2 separate regions of the Mus musculus genome follow, and region 1 is linked to region 2. A link is a contact called in ENCODE POLR2A ChIA-PET data. All regions are on one chromosome and are shown on one strand. Each heading gives the region's core, a stretch centred on a gene start or an enhancer-like site at or near the end of the contact. The rest is flanking DNA. Distances are from core to core; before and after follow the strand shown. Region 1 holds the start of Dbi (diazepam binding inhibitor). Region 2 holds the start of Tmem37 (transmembrane protein 37).

Region 1 (6,734 bases), core at 569-3,068, 47 kb before region 2:
CTCGGACTTAAGTTTTCTACTTTTGCGGGGCTGGGAATGGAACCCAGGATCTCACATATACTAGGCAGACAGACTCTCTCCAGCACCGAGCAGCAGCCCTAGCCCTGCCTTTGCAAACCACTACAGCTGTGATGAGGGGGCAGGTAGACAGGGTGGCAAACTGTGGCCCAGGCCTCTGGCCACACATTAGGAAGTGAGAAGAGACTATCTCCCTTTTGTAATGACCTCCAGAGAATTTTCTATCACCCCTCTCTTTCACCTTTGTATCCATTGCCAGAAAGTTCTTTCAGCCCTCTAAATCCTCCCGCCCACTTGTGCTGTCGCCCTTCCTCCTTCTCCCATGGAGCCAAGGCCCCTATAGCACCATCACCTCTGTTGAAAAGTCCCCTCCCCACCCCATGACTCCATCAGAATGACTGCCTGCATGCCCAAAATGAACAACCTCTGCCATCACCTATTCAGCTTACTTCGTTCTTACTTCTGCAGCTCTGTCGTGTTTTACTTAGTTGTACTTCCTCATTGCCCCGCTGTAGTCTTTTGTCCCGGGACACATATTCTTGGATTTGAATGCCGTCTAAACTCAACCCTCTGAACCTGCTGTGCACTCCTAAGCATGTTCTCCCTAACACTCTGGGTTTTCTCAATTTCTCTGACCTCCGTGTCTAGCTTAAAAGGCATAACTTAGGCAGAGGCAGGCGGATTTCTGAGTTCGAGACCAGCCAGAGCTATACAGAGAACCCCTGTCTTGAAAAACCAAAAAAAAAAAAAAAAAAAAAAAAGGCAAAACTTTTCCCCAGTCTCCTCTCCCCAGTGGATGTCAACATTTTCAGCTTGTCTGTCCTGTGGGTTTTTTACCTCAAACTTTTAATATAATTGTCCTCAAGCTTCCTTCCGAATCAGTTTTAAATTATTTCACTAATGAGACTAAGAATTCAAAGACCTCAGTGTCCACAGTAACTCCTGCTTACTCCTGCTTCTGCTAGAATGCTCCTTCCGACTTGCAGGACTCGCTCAAACAGCATCTTCTCCCCAACCCCTCTCCACACACATCAGTTATAACTTCCAACTCTTTACTTTTTAAACTAAATCAACTATGAACCCACTATAAGACGCTGCAAAGTAGCAAAGATTCGTCTGTTTGTCCTCTGCTGCGTGTCCAAGGTCTAGGAGTCGGCAAGCATCAGGTCACGTGTTTAAAAACCATTTGAAAAGTTATTCACTTAACCAAGGCTCGATGGGCACCTCTTCTTGTGCAAGTTTGTTATATCACATTGTCTCCGCCTTTATAAAGCACTGATGGAACACAAGACTGCGTTAGGGGTGCAGGACCGACAAGTATGGGCAATGTCAAAGAATATGCCAGAAGTTCAGAAGAAAAGGCCTAGATATGGACTTGGTCCAGCGGGCCACCATTGCGCTGTGCACCGGGGATTCTTCCCTGGATTTTCCGAAAGGGGTCGGGGCATCCCATTTTCTAGTCGGATAATTTACTCAACCAGCGATGCAACTTCCGGCCTCTTTCCAATCCGCATGAGAGTTAAAGGGAAAGAATCATACTGATTTCTGCTCTCCTCCCGCAGCACCCCATTTCACGCGTTCTCAGTGCCTGCTAGCTCCTGCCCAACTGCCCTGACGGAGAATGTCCCGTCCGTCCCTTCCCCCACGGAAAAAAAAAAAAAAACGAAACGCGTCCCACCTGCTCCCAACGTGCCCCGCGGCTCCTCCCCGCGCGTGCGCAATAAACTCCCTCTTGGGTCCGGGAAGGGTTGGAGCGCTCCGCTAGGATGGACACGCCCCCGAAAGCAGATCCGACTTCTGATTGGCTGCTGCCGCTCGCCCGAGCTCAGTTGGAACGCCGGGGTTGTGCTTTTAAAGGCGCTAGCTGGTGCGCTCTGTGACTTGATTGCTGCTGCTTCTGAGCTTGCTCCCGCGCTTTCGGCATCCGTATCACCTCACCAGTATGTCTCAGGTACTGCGTGTGCCCCGCCGGGCTGCGAAGATGCTGTGGGTTTGGGGACAGCCGGGTCTATTTCCTCAGATATCCCGCAGCTCTTCTGGGATCCGAGCCCAGCTCATAGCCTGGGGAGCGGAACTTTTTCCCTTGCAGATATGTAAAACTGCCACCCACGCCGGAACTGCCAGAGAGTTGCCGGTGGGCTGAACTCCTGGGTGAAGCAGGAACAGGGTCCTCGAAAGAAAGATGGGGCGTAAGAGGGAAGGAAGGACAGGGAAGATTGAATCCCACACTGGGAAGAACCGAATGGAATAGAGGGGCACTCATACAGGCCCTGGCTGAAGAGCCTGGAGGTCGGGGAAGGTATTTAGTCTTGTGCCTGGCCTGCCCCTGTACAGAAGAGATGTGAGTAGGTGAGGTGGTCCAGAAGCCTTTTCCTTCCCTCCAGTGGAGACCACTACCGAGGACTGAGCCCTGTAGGGCGATCTCTGACTCCTCCCACTTGCCTCTCCCTAATCTGGGCACTGGGACAGAGGTCAACGCTGAACTCCAGGCCCCTGTAGGAAGGGACCAGCTGGCTCCAGACACTGGATTCCACCGCATTCCTCTCCTGAACTCTGATCGACTGTTTTGATCACACCACGTTTCCCCTTACTGCCCAGTCAATCTCCGCTGATCATAGGTCGGGCTTTACTGGAACCCCAGCAATTGTTGGATCTGGGCCAGTGGTGGCCCAGGCAGTTAGTTGGGCAAGAAAATTTTCAAGGGCGTGCACTTCCACTGTGAGCCAAAACTATTCCCAGCACTTGACACAGTGCTGTAACTGCTTGAGTGGACAGGTGGGCCTTAGGGAATCCTGGCAAGAAGAGGGAATATGGGAGGCATCCCTGGGCCTCTCCCACTCAGGCAACCTACATCTCGTTCCTCTCCCTCTCCCTCACTCTTAGGCTGAATTTGACAAAGCCGCTGAGGAGGTGAAGCGCCTCAAGACTCAGCCAACTGATGAAGAGATGCTGTTCATCTACAGTCACTTCAAACAAGCTACTGTGGGCGATGTAAATACAGGTATGCCCAGCTTCTCATCAGAGCGGGCCAAGTTGGCTCGGCAGCCCGGGAGTCTGAGAACTTCGCCTTCCGACTGCCAGAGGCAGGCTGTGATGACAGAACATTGGTATGGAGACCTTAAGCTGAGAGATTGTCACCTGCAAAGACCATCTCCCTAAACTCTTAGTGACTCTGGGAGCAGAGTCAGTGTGGGTTTACAAGGACTTTACTGATTATCTCAGCATCTACTCTGAAGGCAGCAAAGGCTCCAGCCTTGTTGCTCAGCAGTCGCTTTCTCGAGCCTCCCGTTTCCATCAGATGAACAGGGTCATGGAGTGCTTGGCCTCTTTCCCAAGCCGAATAGATGAGCAGATACATCATATCTGGTACCCTGGGGCAAGGCAGAAGTGCTGCTGGCCCAAGTCTGCCCTATCCAGGTGACTTTTCTCCCTATCCAAAAATCTTGGGCAGATTTTTCTTTTTTGCCAAGTATTGTAGGTTGATGGGCCAGCCTGTCTCTGCCTCTCCAGCACTGTTATAAGCACAGGCTGCTGCGTGGCCTTATATTTGTTTCCCTCCCACATGGGTTCCGGGAGTCAAACTCACACCCTCGTACTTTACTGGCTGGCCTGTCTCTCCAGCCCCTTGGTATAGCTTTTGAAACTATGCTGTGGGTTACCTTAGTCTATGATACTGTCTTTTCTGTGCCTTGAGCAGTGGCTATAGCCTGAGATAGCAACACAGTGTGTTCCAGCAAGGACTCATGACAGCATAGAAGAAAATGTATGCCTCAGTCACCCACCAAGCATGGCCTCCAATTCCACTGGAGCTGGAGTGGCTAGCCAAGCAGGTCAGAGATTTGAGGGCTTATAAACATCCAGGAAGGAGAAGCCAGTGGGAAGGGAACAGAGAGCTGTGGATGCTTTCTGCTAGATAGTATTTTCCCAGAGCCTGGCCTCTAGCCACGCTATTGGTACTTGCTGGAATATAAGCATCAGTAGACTAGCTTGGAATCCACCCTTGCCTGGTCAGGGAACCGGCTTGTTTGTTTGTTTGTTTTTTGCTGTACTGGTTCAATACAACAAAGACTAGCCACAAGTGGTTATATGGGTTTTAGCTGAAAACAGCTAAACCTAAGTAATGCCAAAAGGCCAGTCTGTAGCTATGCAAGCTGTGTTTCAAGGGCTCAGTGGCCACAGGGGGCAAGCGGCTTCTGAATTAGACGTTGCAGGGATCACCGAAATGGCTAGCAGGTTCTCGCTGCCATGCCTGACTATCTAAAGGAGCCACTTGGTGAAAGGAGAGAATTGACTCCCAAAAGTTGTCCACTGGCTTCCACACCTGCACAGTGGTGTGCACACTTGGCGTGTTGGCAAGTATACGCTTCCATCTAAGGAGAACTTCCTCTGAGGCAGGGAGTCTTCCTCTGAGGCTCTGAGGGTTCCTTTGCAGTCACAGTCTTCCAGTGAGGTTCCTGGAACTTATTTTTCTCAGACTCAGTGCCCCAAGCTGCACACTCTGCAGTTTCTGCTCCTAGCAATGAAATTGTCCCCCAAGGAAGGATGGTGAAAGGCCTTTCCAAAAGCAGGTGCTCTGGAAGCAGCGTGGTCCTCAGACAAAACCTCCAGATACAACAAGAAGGAGTCCAGCGATGTGTGGAAATAGGGCCAGATTATAAAGACAAGTACAGGCAAGGACGGCAGAGCCCCACCCCCACCCCCACCCCCTCAGATAATAGCAATGTAGCTCGAAGGGAAACCAGCAAGCTGAAAGGGGGATGGGGAGAGACCCTAAAAGCTCTCTTTAGATTTGTTGTTGTTTTAATTTCATGTTCATGTTTTAATTTCAATTGGTGTATTGCCTGCATGTCTATCTGTTTGAGAGTTATCAGATCCCCTGGAACTGGAGTTACAATTGAGAGCTACCATGTGGGTGCTGGAAATTGAACCTAGGCCGTCTGGAAGAGCATCCAGTGCTCTTACGTGCTGAGCCGCCTCTCCGGCCTTATTTTATTTTATTTTATTATTTTATTTTTTCAGAATGTTTGGATTCTGAACCACACGAATGGGTGTTTGTTTATTTATCTTGGTTAAAGTAGAAGTTTGGTTTGGTTTTGAGGATTTTTAGTCTTTGCACTCCCCCACCCCCTATTTTGTTTAAGACAGAGTCTTATGTAGCCGAGGCTGGCCCAGATTCACTATATAGCCAAAAATAACATTGAATTTCTGATCCTCCTGCTTCCACCTTCCAGATATTAATTCCCATGCCCAGTTTATCTGGTGCTGGTGCTAGGACCCAGGGTTGGGAGCATGATAGGCAAGCGCTCTGCCAACTCAGCCACATTCCCAGCCCTTGTATTACTTAATATTTTTCTAATTTTGAAACAGAATCTCACTAAGCCACTCGTTCTGGCTTTAAGCTCTCTGTAAGGCAAAACCTTGAACTTTCCTTCCTCCCGGCCCCACAGCCCCTGGCATCATGGGTGTGTGAACACTATGCCTGCCTATTTTTCTTTTATTGTATTATATTTGATTTTTTGAGATAAATCCTCATGTAGCCTGGGCTGGCCTCAAGCAACACTGTGTAGCCATGATGACCTTGAATTCCTGATCCTCCTGCCTCTACTTCCTGAAGTGCTGGGATGATAGGCCTGTGATGCCATGCCCTGTTGATACATGCTGAAGCTCACCAGGGCCCTGGACATGCGAGGGAGGCTTCTGCCGACTCAGCCTCATCCCCAGCTCCAAGGAAGAATGGGTTTTTTGTTTCTTAAAGTAAAACACTGGGTTTTAAACCTTTAACTTTACAGTTCATAAAAACCTAAGGGCATATATTTTTTTATCCTGTCTTCTCTCAATTTTAAATTTGGGTTGCTATAAACCCGTCTGGGTTTCTTACAATAGAACCCACTGTGTGAGACACTAGGAGTTCTTAAAAACCGTAATAAAAATGCCGGGTTGTCGCTCTTCACAATTGATGGCTTCTGACTGGGGGCCACTGGAAGTTTGACCATGCTCCAGGGAGTATCCGGGCAACGCAAATTGGACTTGATTGGATTTTTTTGGGTTTTTTTTTTTTTTTTTGGAGGGGTTGGATTTTTTTGTTTGGGGGGGGTTTGAGGGAGGGTTGGGGGGAGCTGGAAGGACTGGGAAGTGTAGTTGGGGTTCATGATAATAATCAATAAAAATAATGTTATAAAAACTGTCTTGACACCAAGAGGTGGCGGCATACTCCTTTAAAATCCCAGCACTCAAGAGGCAGAGCTGGGATGGAGCTCTGTGAGTCCAAGGCCAATCTGATCTTTGGAGTGAGTTCCAGGACAGCCTAGGCTACGCAGAGAAACCCTGTCTTGAAAAAAACAGAAAAACAACAGCAGTAGCAAATTCTTGGCTTTCCTGGGAAGAGTTGAAAGTCCTCCATTAGAACTTGTAGCAAACCTAACAGTGTCTGCTTTTCCCTCGCTGCAGATCGGCCGGGGCTCTTGGACCTCAAGGGCAAAGCCAAGTGGGACTCGTGGAACAAGCTGAAAGGTAACACACATTCTGATCAACTCCCTCCCCTGTGAGGCTGGGCACTGCAGGCTCCCTTCCAGAGCGGGGAGAGCAAAGGTCAGGAGGCACATCTTGGAAGCCAGCCCAGCTCGCCACCCTCACATGGAGAAAACTAGGTCATAGCCTTTCTTTTCCCTCCAAATGTTACTGATAACTTTTCTAAGAGCTCTCTGTCACTGGGCATA
Region 2 (6,511 bases), core at 515-3,014:
ACAACTATTTTTTTTCCCTCTTTTTGAGACAAGGTCTCATGTGGCCCAGACTAGCCTTAAACTTATCATGTAGTCAAAAATGACTAAACTTCTGATCCTCCCAACTCCACCTCCCAAGTGCTGTGATCTCAGGTGTTTATAACATCACACCTCACTTATGTAGTCCTGGGGATGGAATGCAGGCACGGGCCATGCTCAGATCTGGTGAAAAAGAGCAACCCAGGTTCCTCCAGAGAGTATTCTAGAACTGCTTCAAAGGACAGCCAGGCCCCCAGGCTGGGGGAGAGCTAGGTGCTCCTTGCACTGGAGAAATGAACACCTGGCTTCTAGAATCCTGGACTGGGGAGAAAGCAGGTAGTGCCATGGAGAGGAGGCCGGTGGATGGAGAAAAGCCAAGTGGCTGGATGGACCTGGCCGACTGCCCTTAGTCTTAGCTCAGGCTCTAACCCAGAGCTAGCAGTACCTAACGCCACTCACGGCAGGTCTCAGCCTGGTCCCACTGGTCAGAAGTTCCAGGGAGGGGCCCAGCAATGTGTGTTTGCAGCAGCCAGCATCTCAGCTAGCCTTCACTCAGAGTGGGAAAGCAAGAGGAGGCAGGGACATGTGTCCACACCCTATCTGTCTGCCCCAGGACTGGCTCTGGGGCTGAGCAAAGCTTTCTGTGGAATCAGATGAACTGGGAAGCAGAGAATGCATGTGAGGCCGCATCTTCCTGGTTTCCCTCATGGCTCCTTCCAGAGGATATAAGTGTATTCTTTTCAATGTCCATAGGTAAACAAGAGAGCAATCTGCTGGCCAGAACAAGATAGATGATTTATTCCATCTAATCTAGTCCTTAGTCAGCATCTTACTTTATTTTATTTTATGTAGGACCCCACCCACCTTCTTCCCCAGGCTGGAGGAAGGAAGTAGGAAATGCTAGCTGAAACCCTCGCCCTCAGACCACACCTTCCACCCTTTGGGGGTGGGAGTATTTTAGCATACCCATCTATACCCCCTCCCACTCTCCTTTACTTATGCGGCTGGGAAAAGAATCTAGGGCCTCCTGCTTGCTGCACTAAGCTCTTAGTCACCCCTCCACGCCTCCTCCCTCCTGTCCTTTCTCTTCCTCCCCCTCCTCTTCCTTCCCAACCCTCTCCTCCATTCTCTCCGTGATTACAGAGTCTGACCCTGTATCCCAGGCTGCTCAAATAACCCAGACTGGCCTTTAACTCAAGGCAATCCCTCTGCATCAGCCCTTCAAATGCTGGATTTACAGGAATCTGCCACCACATTTGACCTAGTGTTTGCTGATAGTTCCCGAGGGGACTAGGAGTCAAGGACGCCGTCACATCCTCCTTAACGAGTAAACTAAGACAAGTGAAGGTTCTGGTCCACTCACATGTCACAAAAGCTTTGTAACAGGCCAGCCAATCACATAGTATCTCACTTATTAACCAAGGCTCTGCGGTGTTAAACTAGCGGTCCAAGGTCACACACCCGGTGTAGAAACCAGAATCCTGGCGGGATCCTCCACTTTGCACCTAGGTGCTCCTTCCCGACTCTTGGCCCTTCAATCTTGGACTGGAACCAAATCTCCCAGTCCTCGAGGAATCTGCATCCAGGGGAAGATCGCGAGCCGGGTCACCGCTCACCCCTTCTCTGGGACCCAGGGCGCTGCTGAGTCAGCGTAACCCGAGCAGCCCAGTGACCGCGAAGCCCCCGCCCCCGGCTTGCGCCCCGCCCAGATAGAGGGCCAGCCCCGTGGCCGAGCACAAGTGCACGAGTGCGACAGCTAGGCCAGGCGACAGCGCTGCCTACCAGAGCGCAGCATGACGGCCATCGGCGCGCAGGTAACCTGAGGGACCCGCGGGGCGCAGAGCCGGGGTACAGTCTATCATGGGGGAGGACTGGGAACTCTCAGTGACTGAAACTTTGGGTTAGGGTGACAACTCCCCAAGGTGCCCAGGTCTTTCTGGGACACCCTTCCCCCGGAAGGTTCCTCTGAGAGGTCGGGGGGGGGGGGTACCTGCTACCCCAATGCAGCTCGCTCTGCACGGTCTTCTCGGCCTCTGATGAGCACCAGAGACCACCAAACTTTTTTGCAGGGTCACCAGTTAGGCTTTTCTCGGGGGTCGTTGAGAATCTTTAAAAACTGGGGGTCTAGAGTTGCGGACTGTCAGGGTAGACTTAGAAAATGCCAGGCTTGGTTTATGTAACGGACGAGGACGTTGCTCGCGAAGCCAGAACTTTCTGAGAGGGCGACTGCAAATATCATCTTCCTCCGAAGCGCGTTTGAGGAGTTAGGTGGAACTGAGGTGGGACTGGATTCGCTGGGGACCTGACACTCGAGGTAAACGGTTCCCAGGACAGGAGCGGCCGCTTCCCCTAAGATCTGGCTTCTTTTGGAGCAATGCTGAGTGTTTGTGTTGGCTGAGAATCTCTGCATTCCTGCCCGCTTCAAAAGGCGGTCGGAAGTGTCCACTACCCCGCGGGCCAGCTTCCTGCTCACCCAGGCATCCCGGTGGCTGGCTGTGCTCCAGGCTGTCCACTGTCCGGTCTTGCCCTGAGAAGTACAGAGGTCAGTTGACTCTGCCTCCAGGTGCTCAGGCCCTGATAATTTTAGGTACTGTTCCGCCCATTAATCATTATTTTTATCATTATCAGCACTGCTTGAGATAGACAGGATCTGTTCTTTGTTGCTCAGGATGCTCTTAGACTCCTGGGCTCAATTCACCCTGCTTCCTTAGCCTTCCAGTAGCTGGCATTATAAGAATAGGCCACCTCTACAGCTCTACCCATTCTACAGAGAGATAACTGAGGCTCGAAAGTAACCTGGCCACAGTGGGTAGCCAAGTGACAGGATGTACACAAATTCAGGTCTTCCCAACTCCGAACCTCACTCACACTTTTGGTAACAAGAAGAAAAGAAAAACCTTGCAAGGCCACCCTCAAACTCTTTTATCCAGAACTCAGTTGCTAGGGTGTGGTAGGGACTCTGATTCGGTGACTTGTTTTTCTTTGTTCCTGGGTATATTCCAGACCATCTCCAGGGAAGGGAAGGCACAGGAGGAATGGAGGAATGAGCCAAGGTGTGGGGGCACCCCTAAAGGAGATACTCAGAAACCAGTGTGGGTGTGGGAGGAGCTAAACTAACCCGCCATAGGTAGGAGCCCCTTTAGGGGAAGAGGGAGGAGGGAGGGGAGGAGGGAGAGGGGAGGAGGAGGGAGAGAGGGTGAGGAAGAGGCAGTAAGAGGTAAAGGGGTGGGAGAAGGAGAGAGGGGGAAGAGAAAGCAAGGGAGAGGCAGCAAGAGGAGAGGGAGGAGGGAGCAGAAGAGGAGGAAGGAGGACAGGAGGCATATTTGCCCCAGACTCAGCTGCCTGTGCAAGTGAGGAAGATGAGCTACACCCATCTGTCAGCGCAGGGTGGGAGAGCACTCGTCCCTATTCTGAGGGGAACTTGAACAATGACTTCATCCCATAACAGTACCTAAGGTCCCTAAGGTGTTAGGTACCATTATCACCCTTCAGTGGAGATGAGGAGACCGGGTAATAAATGACAGGCAAAACCCAAGACCTGTTAGTGCAGGCCTCCCCTTTCTAGCTCCTTGAGAGACTGGGGCAGGAAGATCGCAGGTTCAAGGCCTACCTGGGCTAGAGCGAGTGTTCATCAGACTGTCTCAGAAGAAAACATTTAAGAAGTGTGTGTGGCTAGGGTGGAGCACTTGCCTAGCACGCAAGGGTCTATGCACTTAGCGAGAATGGGCACCAGGCCTCGAGCATGCAAGCAGTGGTTGAGCTGAAAGAAACAGTTAGGCACAGGCTGACGAAGAAAATTTCCTGTGTTAGGGGTAGTCAGCTCTGGGATGGCGGCCTGACACAGGCTTGGCAGAGAGCTCATTAAAGAGCAGTGGATACAGGAATGTGAAAAATGATTATACATCGTTGGGGTGTTATTGGTCTTGGGAAGCAGAGGCCCATCCGACATGGCATTGGGGTTAGCCTCATAAGCCTGGCAGAGTCAAAGCAACAGGTCAGTGGGAACCATCAGGGTCACACAGGTTCAAAGGGGATGAGAAGTGTTAGCATTGGGAGTCAAGGCCCTGTTTGAAGGGACTGTCTTAAGGCACAGAGAGATGAGGCTGTTGGGCAGGACTGGCTGCCCGCTTGCCCTTTTCTGCCCCCCCCTCTCAGCACCTGCCACTCAGCTGTGCCACCCTGCCTCCAGGAGAGCATTCCAGAGTCAATGGACGCTCGGTAGATATGACAGTGGTATGGGGTGAGGCACACAGGTTCAAGATGAAGATTGCTGGTGAGATGGACCACTCTGAAGAATTGAGAGCCAGCTGTGGGCCACACATTTCATATGTGGGGGCCAGGAGCATGGAATAACCTGAAGTGCCCTTCCGCCTCAGCCTCTGTCTACCTTGGTTTTGTTTGTTTGTTTTGGGTTTTGTTTGTTTGTTTGTTTGTTTTTTCAAAACGGGGTTTCTCTGTATAGTCCTGGCTGTCACTTTGTAGACTAGGCTGGCCTTGAACTCAGAAATCCACCTGCCTCTGCTGGGATTAAAGGCGTGTGCCACCATGCCCGGCTTCTACCTTGTTTTTTGAGACAGTGTCTTTCACTGGCCTAGAACTCAGCTAAACTGGCAGACCAGCCATTCCAAGTGGCTTGCCTGTCTCCCTGATGCTGAGACTACTAGCACCCACTACACCCAGGCTTATTATTATTTTTTTTTAATATGGGTTCTAGGGATGGAATTCAGGTCTTTGTGTTTGCAAGGCAGATATTTTACTGACTACCCCTTTGATGCCAGGCTCTCTTCCTGGCCTGGAACTCACCAAGTAGGTGAGACTGGCTGATCAGTGAGACCCTCCCTGCTACCTCCCCTTCCCCAGTGTGCAACAAGCCCCTCTTTTCTCCTGGCATCTGGGGATGGAGCTCAGGTCCTTAAGCTTACAAGCACTTTCCAGGCTGAGCTACCTTCCGGGTCCCACTTGTCTTCATCAACATGAACCTTTAACCCCTTGCAGTTTTACGAGTGGTCAGTGAGTTTTAATGAAGCCTGCTTCAAGTCAAAAGAAGGATATGTGACACCAGATCTCTGTCACCTCTGTCTGATCCCTGGTGTGGCGTCTTAGCACCTGGAGATTAAAGTCCAGCCTGGGACTGGGACAGGCGGGGCTGAGGACAGGACTAGATGTGCCTGTTTTCCAGACAGTGTGAGGCCTTGGGTCAAAAGGTGTCTGAACTGACCTAATGTGTCTTGTGATGTGTTTTTTGCATCCTTGGCTGTCCCATCTTGTGACCATATTAGTCTCTAGGGATTTTATAACCCTGCCAGGTGCTTTCCCGCAGGGATCGCCAGCTTCCCTGGGCAGACGAGAAAGCAAGTGCCCACTGGAGAGGTGGCTCCACTGGGAAAGGGCCTGCCTAGCATGGGCGAAACCCTGCTCCCAAACGCCAGCACCAAACAGACAACTGTGGCGGTTCTGCCGCCGTCCCAGGAGGAAGAAGGGATATATAAAACTCCAGCTCAAAATAAAGGGAGAAAAGAAGAGGAGAGAGAGAGAGAGAGAGAGAGAGAGAGAGAGAGAGAGAGAGAGAGAGAGAGAAGCACATATGAGCACACACATGGAAACCATAGGCCGGTGCCAGGGTGTCTTCATCTACTTAACTGTTTGAGACATGTCTCTCACTGAATCTGAGCCAGGCTGTCTGTCCTGTGAGCTCTAGAGATCCAAGCCCTTAACCCCAGCCAGCACTGGAGTTACAAATATGCATCCCCTCCACGTCTGGCTTTTATGGGGGGTGCTAGAGACCTGAACTCAGTCCCCGTGCTTGCATGGCGGGTCTTTACTGACTCACTATGTCCCCAGCCCTAGCAGACATCCTCCCAACCGTCTGCCAGGAGCCAGGCTCAGTACCACATCTTAGAGGTGTGGCCCACACTTGCCTCTGGAAATCCTTGTTTACAGCTGGTGGGTGGTGCTCCCTGAAGTCCCCCTTTCTCACCCCCCCCCCACCCTCATTTCCCAGCACCACCCAGTCCACATGAGGGACCTGCTTTTTCTTACCTCCCCATCAGTGGTGTGGTCTGTTTCTTAACATCCTATGAAGCGAGTCATTTAACTTAGACTGGGCAGGAGGCTCAGTGTACAAGGAATTTCAAGTGGAACTTTTGCTTCCCCATGTTCTCTCTCAAGTGCCTACCAAGCGCACAGGCCTAACGCCCATGCCAGGTGCTGGGAATACCCCAGTGTCTTGACATGTGGCCTTGCCCTCCTAGGGAGACACAGTGTCCCAAGTAAGGCAGTCAATAGCACGTCATTCCAGTGACCATCAGAACGGAGCAGAGAACAACATGGGGAGGGTACCTCTGTGGAGAAGAGCAGTAGAGGACCCACTGAGCTGGCTGGGTGGGAAAGGCCTCTTTGACAAGCATGAGAACTGAGGTGGAGGTGGTGTCATTCCTGGGGGTGGGGTGATGATGGAGGGGAGGAGGGGAACTACTCAGGAGGTTTGAAAGAG

The links. ChIA-PET counts read pairs that join two places held with the same protein, here RNA polymerase II (POLR2A).
Region 1: POLR2A ChIA-PET joins it to region 2 with 15 read pairs in Patski. The contact joins the promoter of Dbi here to the promoter of Tmem37 in region 2. POLR2A ChIA-PET finds 5 or more read pairs at or near these places in 3 of 5 experiments (Patski and embryonic stem cell).

Annotation. Positions count from the first base shown.
Region 1 is chr1:120,116,180-120,122,913 of GRCm38, reverse strand. Dbi (diazepam binding inhibitor) reads left to right here and starts at 1,818. Exons shown (of 4, transcript NM_007830.4): 1 at 1,818-1,969; 2 at 2,902-3,019; 3 at 6,466-6,528. The coding sequence starts at 1,961. 3110009E18Rik (RIKEN cDNA 3110009E18 gene) reads right to left here and starts at 1,727. Exons shown (of 6, transcript NM_028439.2): 1 at 1,697-1,727.
Region 2 is chr1:120,069,033-120,075,543 of GRCm38, reverse strand. It overlaps Tmem37 (transmembrane protein 37), which reads left to right and starts at 1,764. Exons shown (of 2, transcript NM_019432.2): 1 at 1,764-1,832. The coding sequence starts at 1,812.